2 separate regions of the Mus musculus genome follow, and region 2 is linked to region 1. A link is a contact called in ENCODE POLR2A ChIA-PET data. All regions are on one chromosome and are shown on one strand. The core of a region is the stretch at or near the end of the contact, and the rest is flanking DNA. Distances in the headings are between cores, read along the strand shown.

Region 1 (3,193 bases), core at 502-3,001:
TAACAGTCAAGATGGATCACTACCCAGGCCCTTCCACAGGGGCCATAAGAATACAAAATAATGTATAATGACTGTTGTGATTCCTAGTGACATGAAAGCAGCAGTGGGTGCAAGCCCTGTATTGTCAGTGTGTGAGCTGTGCATGTGTCACATTGTGATATGACATGTGACACATTGTGCATGTGTCAGCTGTCATTGACTGCTGGAGTCATGACTTTAATTGCTTTGCTTTTCACTTAGATTTAAACATCAACAACAAAAACTGTCCTTCAAATTTGGAATCAAAGTGTCAAAAGGCCGTGTTGTCATGTTTACTAAGTCAGCAAACAACCAGAGTCAACACAAAAATGCAAAAGGGAAAACGTGCTGGTACATGTGGCTACAGCTGTGGGGCAATATGTTACATAGTATTTCTTAACTGAAACCTTTACCCCTGAAGAGGAAGAAGGCCTACTTTGCCAAGTAGTACACTTGAGCTAGTCCAAATTTTAGTGCTTTTGTTGTTTGGTAAAGCTTCTATGATCTTTAATTCTTATACTATAGAATTCATCCATTTTAAAATGCCTGATATAGTGAAATGTACCTATAAGTACCTAAATATACTTGAAAGCTGAGGCAAAATTGTGAATTGAAGACTTGCCTATGCTATGAACTGAGTTCACAGCCAGCCTGGACTACAAGGTATATGTAAGGCTATCCTGGGTTATAGTAGAAAGACCCTGTCTCAAAATCAACAAATGACAGACTTTCTTCAGAATTTATTCAACTTTAGGATATCTCCATTACCTCACAAACAACCGATAGGGCCTGGAGGTTCAGTGTCAGTTCCCAGCACCAAGAAAAGAATCCATGGAATGGAATACTACAAATGAAGACCATTCTAACATCCTACAACATGGATGAGCCTTAAGGACATTTTATGAAGTAGAATAAAAGGCACAAGACAATAAATGCTGTATTTGTTCCATTTATGAGTTCTGGAGTAGCTAATTTTAAAGACAGAATGGTTATTGCCAGGAACTTAGGGAATCACTAAATGGTACAAAGTTAGGGGAAGATAATTATGTACTGGAAACAGTGTTACAGTTCTATGACATTCAGCTTCCACTCAAGAATGGCTAAAATGGTACATTTTGTTATGTGTATTTTACTACATTTTAGGGGGGAAGTCCCCTACTCATTATCAATCACTTTTCACTGCTTTACCAAGCCCTAGGTAATCATAAATTTGTATTCATGTTTGCCTATCCTATTTCATACATGAATGGCAACATACAACATATGACTTTGTGCCTTTCCTCTTGCACAGTGCACTCAAAAGCCATAGTATTGTGCTATCCCTTAATTCTCTTTTTAATTCAAGGGAATATAGTGTTGTTTTGTGTTGCTATACCACAGCTGTTTGACGCTAGTTGGAAGTCAAGACATTCACTTCGGGGCAATTTTGAGTAATAGTATGAATTTACATATACAAGATTTTCTGTGGATGCATATTTTCAATTCTCTTGGAATTAGCCGTTTGAGAGGCTACCACAGTTTCCGAAGTTTACGACGCTATTTCGCATTTCCACCAGCAGAAATTGAAATTTTTTTCATACAGATATTGTCTTGGATTAGATAACAGCAAAAGCAAAAGAATCTCCATCTCTTTGCCTTGCGGGAGCAAACAGCACTATATAGGTGAGACTGGTTGCCCTGGTGACAGAAGGGCTGCGGTCCCGGCAGACCCCGCGCGCGCCCGACAGTTGGGAGAGTGCGCGTGCGCAGGAGGCCCTCTGTAGCCCACGCGGGTCCTGCAGTGCAGGTGAGTCTTATTCCAGAGGTGGCAACATAGCCAGGTCGAAGGCACTGGAGTCTCCTGAGGAGCTGCAGGGCCGGCGAGCCAAGCGGGTTCTCTCTAGTGGCTGAGTCCTGAGGTGTTTGGGCCTTGGTCTCCGCATCTCCTCAGGGTTCCCTCAGCGCTGACAGAAGGGAAAACTTGGATTATTCCGGTGGCCTGTTCTGTGTCCTTTTCTCCTCATAATCCCCTACTTGCAAATGCGTTCATCCCCAAGACTGTCTGTCTGTCAGTCCGTATGTCCGTCCTGGAACTTGCTCTGTAGACCAGGCTGACCTCAAACCCAGAGATGCTCCTGCCTCTCTGCCTGCTGAGTGGCGCGTGCCACTTCTGCCCAGCATGACAATTTTGGGCAGACAGTTGGGCTCTATGCCCATCTTTTGAAGGCCCTGAACTCCAGACTCAACTTCTTGTGTCCTTTCCTGCCTAGCTGACTTTCAAGAGTCTGCGGCACACGCACCTGATAAATGAAAATTCACTTGTTTGGCGGTGCTGTGATGAAGCCCAGCCTTGGACATAACAAACCTTGATTTCTAGACAGGGCTTTGTTATGCAACTCAGACTACCCTAGAGCTCATTATGTAGCCCACGGCTACAAAGACTACCGTTTTGTTTTGTTTTGTTTTGCTTTTCGAGACTTGGTTTCTTTGCAGAGCCCTTCCCATCATGGAGCTCACAGCGATATCCCTGCCTCTGCCTCCTGAGTGCTGGGATCAAGGCTGTGTGCTACCACCTATCTGCTAGAGACTAACTTTGAACTCAGTCTGCCCAACCTACTGAATGTCTGCAACCATGACCTGGCCTCGACTGAATTTTTTCCTCTCTGTGTGGTACAGGTTGGTCATGAAGCCCAGAATTAGAGTCTTTAAAATTCTAGAATTATCTCCTCCATTCCGTTTTGTTTCAAATACCCTGGGCTGGTCCATCCATCTCTTAGAAATACAACACTAGTTGAAAACTGATAATTGGCTGTTTAGTTTCAAAGCATTCTTCACACAGGCAACATGAAGGAGCTAATTTCCAAAATATATTTTTTTTAAAAAAAAAGGACGATTCTGTTTTCAAAAACTTTGTAAACTTCTCTTTCCTTATATAATTATTTTGCACTTCAAAAACTTATTCTAAATTTACACAACCATTTCACTCAATGTCATCCAACTTCAGAAACCTGTTTTTGTTCTTGGTGGTGGTGGTGGTTTGGTTTTGAGACACAGATTCAATGGCTATCCTCCATCTGCAGACCAGGCTAGCCTAGACTTCAGGGACCTGGGTGCCTCTGCTTCCTGATCATTGGCATTAAATGTGTCCATGAGCATACCTAGCAAAAAGCTGATATTATAACAATGTCAACCTTCA
Region 2 (3,193 bases), core at 401-2,900, 35 kb after region 1:
CATCTCAGTCTTTTAAGATTCTCTCTTCAAAGAAACACTCAGCTGGGTAAACGGCAAAAACTTAAGTCATCATTGTGCCAGCTATTAAGGCCCTGTTAATCAAACCTCAAAGAAAAAAAAAAACCACACACACAATTTGTACCTTGTTATTGGCAAATGTAGTCCTGGCAGCTTGTTTCAATCACTCTCCATGACAAGTGTTTAGAAAATATTTGTTCAAGCACCTTCAAATGAGCAGGTTTTGTTGCACCTAAAAATTAAAATATTTGTGAACTCTCATTTTACTTCCATGTTTTAATACCTTGCATGAGTGTGCACTGGCTACTTTTATGTCACCTTGACACAAGCTAATCACTGGTGTAGGAAGCTACAATTGTAAAAATGCATCCTTAAGATAGGGCTGTGGACAAGCACGCCTGTAAGGCATTTTCATAATCAGTGACTGGGGTAAGGGGGCAGCCACCTCCCCTGGGCTGGAGGCCCTGTGTTCTCTAAGAACCAAAGCGTAAGCTAATAGCATCCTCCATGGCTTCGGCATCCGCTAACTCCAGGTTCCTGTGGTGCTTCAGTTCCTGTCCCATCATCCGTCCATCACAGACAGAAAAACATTTTACTCACGCCCTTCACTGCCAGTACTAACTTAAAGGACTGAGTACCAAGCCTTGGCTTCTCAGTCTTGGTGCTTGCACGGAAAAGCTTGAGGCATATATGCAATTGTGCAGACCATCACTGGGACATTAGAACAGGAAACGGCATGGCCAGAGTCACAAATCAGAGAATGAATGATTGAACCGATTACTGGTGATGACTTATCACCTGCAAACCGATGAGAAATCCTTAATCATTTTCATATTTGAAACGCTGAGTTTACAGAAATCCAGAGTACCCAATTTGGCTTACAGATACCAACAGTAAAGTATAACATGCAGGCCTGAAATGTAGTGTTCTTTTGTATCCACACGCTTCAGAACTTACCACCACCTTCTTTTGCCAGCATCCCCACCCTGCGTGGCTTTCAAATAGTTTGAAAATTTTGCTCCAACTTTAGATCGTACTTACAGGGTTGATCCATGAATACAAGCTTTTTAGAGTGATGCCAATACTTCAGATCAAACTATTAATCTTTAAAAAAAAAAAAAGCCAAAAAAAAAAAAAAGCCTAAAATTGGCGGTCTTAACATCTTAGAAGCAGTACTTTTCCGCCTCTGTAAAATTTCCTATGGATTACTCACTTAGGAAGCCTGAAACAGACCGCATGGTGGCTTTTCTTGGGGATACAAAGGGGCTCCCGCCAGGGTGCAGGCCCAGATGAAAGCTGCCGCCAGAAGCGGCCGCTTGTGCCCGCACTTCGAAGCGTCCAGAGGAGCAGGCCTTATAACTAATCTCGGTTAAGATTTGGAGACCATTGGGAACGCGCCCCGCCGCTCACAGCGGGCCAAGGGCCACACCGAACCCGGGAGCCATGGGGCCCCCGTACCCGGCTAGAGACGGACGCCGCCAACAAGGAAGCCCTCTCCGCACACACGGGGTTAAGCAGACCGCAGGATTCGCACCTGGAAACGCCCAAGGACACGCCGGGTTCGGCCGCCCGCGGCCTCCGCTGTGCGCCATGCTGCACCGTCTGCTCGCGCTCTACGGCGCTGCCGAGAAAGGAAGTGGCCCAGCGTGCGCGACCCTAAGGCGCTCCTGTAGGCCCCGCCTCTTCCGGCCAGCCCTCTTCTGCGTGCTCGCCTTCACCCCCTCCTCTTCCGGCTCTGTGTTTCTAGTGGGGCGGAGGGAGCAGGTTGTGGGAATTAGTGCGAATACTTCCGCTAGAGCTTTTTAATTGATTTTTCAAGTAATGAATAATGCCTTAAAATAGGACAGTCTCCCAGTCCAGGTCCTTATGTTTGCTGGGTCTTCTACATCCTCACCTACTTCAGTGTTTAAAAACCGTTGGTATTAGAAACTATTTAATTTTTTTTTTCTAAGATGTATTTTATATGTATGGGTGTTTGGCCTGCACGCTAGCCATGTGTGCCTCGCCCGAGAACCTGGTACTGACAGAGTTCAGTAGAGAGTGTCAGATGCCCTGGAACTGGGGTTATATGTGACCCAACTTACAATATGAGTGCTGGGAATCTAACCCTGGGTCCTCTGGATGAACAGTCAGTGTTCTTAACTGCTAAGACATCCCCAGCCCACAGCAGCTCCATTAGAGTTAGTGTTCTGGAAGCAGCAAGCACACGGACACACTCACAGAAAGAGAGATAAAAATTGATTGTCAGAAAAAAAGGAGCGTGCAGGGCGTGGTGGCGCACACCTTTAATCCCAGCACTTATTCCCTTAAATCCCAGGCAGGCGGATTTCTGAGTTCGAGGCCAGCCTGGTCTACAGAGTGAGTTCCAGGTCAGCCAGGGCTACACAGAGAAACCCTGTCTCGAAAAAACCTAAAGAAGAAAGAAAAAAAAAAAAAGAAAGAAAGAAAGAAAAAAAGGAGAAGCTGTTAATGAGTTTGATTTGTAATAGTAATAGAATTTTTCTTAGTCATGAAGTAGTCACCGGGCTGGAGAGACAGCTCAGCTAGTTAAGAGCACTGACTGCTTTTCCAGAGGTCCTGAGTTCAAATCCCTGTAACCACATGGTGGCTCCCAACCATCTGTAATGAGATCCAATGACCTCTTCTGGTGTGTCTGAAGAAAGCTAAAGTGTACTCACATACATAAAAATAAATAAATATATCTTTAAAAAAAAAAGAAAGTAGTCACCTAATGTGTTAGAGTTACTATTGTTGAACTTAATGGTCATGATGAAACACCACAACCAAAAGCAAATTGGGGAGGGAAAGGGCTCATTTGATTTAGCATTCTAAGCCACTATTCATCACTGAAGGAAGTCAAAATAGGAACTCAAGCAGTACAGAAACCAATGCAGAGGTCATGGAGGGGTGAAGCTTACTGGCTTATCTCATGCCTTCTCAGCTTGCGTCTCAGGATCCCTGGCCCAGGGGTATCCTCACCTACAAAGAGCTGGCTTCTCTCTCAGCCTCTGACTTTTTACTCTCCTTGGCCTCAAACTAACTCTGGCGATCTGTTCTCATCTTCTGGCTCCTTCTCATTCTTTGGCTCATCCTGTGCCTTCCTCATTAACCACTAATTAAGAAAATGCCCTATAGGTTTGCATACAGCCTAGTCTTATGTTAGCAGTTTCTCAAT

The links. ChIA-PET counts read pairs that join two places held with the same protein, here RNA polymerase II (POLR2A).
Region 2: POLR2A ChIA-PET joins it to region 1 with 27 read pairs in embryonic stem cell. The contact joins the promoter of Snhg6 here to the promoter of Mcmdc2 in region 1. POLR2A ChIA-PET finds 5 or more read pairs at or near these places in 4 of 5 experiments (Patski and embryonic stem cell).

The regions. Positions count from the first base shown.
Region 1 is chr1:9,906,887-9,910,079 of GRCm38, forward strand. It overlaps Mcmdc2 (minichromosome maintenance domain containing 2), which reads left to right and starts at 1,752. Exons shown (of 15, transcript NM_177722.3): 1 at 1,752-1,804.
Region 2 is chr1:9,942,468-9,945,660 of GRCm38, forward strand. Snhg6 (small nucleolar RNA host gene 6) reads right to left here and starts at 1,651. Exons shown (of 4, transcript NR_024067.2): 1 at 1,553-1,651; 2 at 143-250. Snord87 (small nucleolar RNA, C/D box 87) reads right to left here and starts at 76; the gene lies at 3-76. It also overlaps a transcript of Mcmdc2 not described here.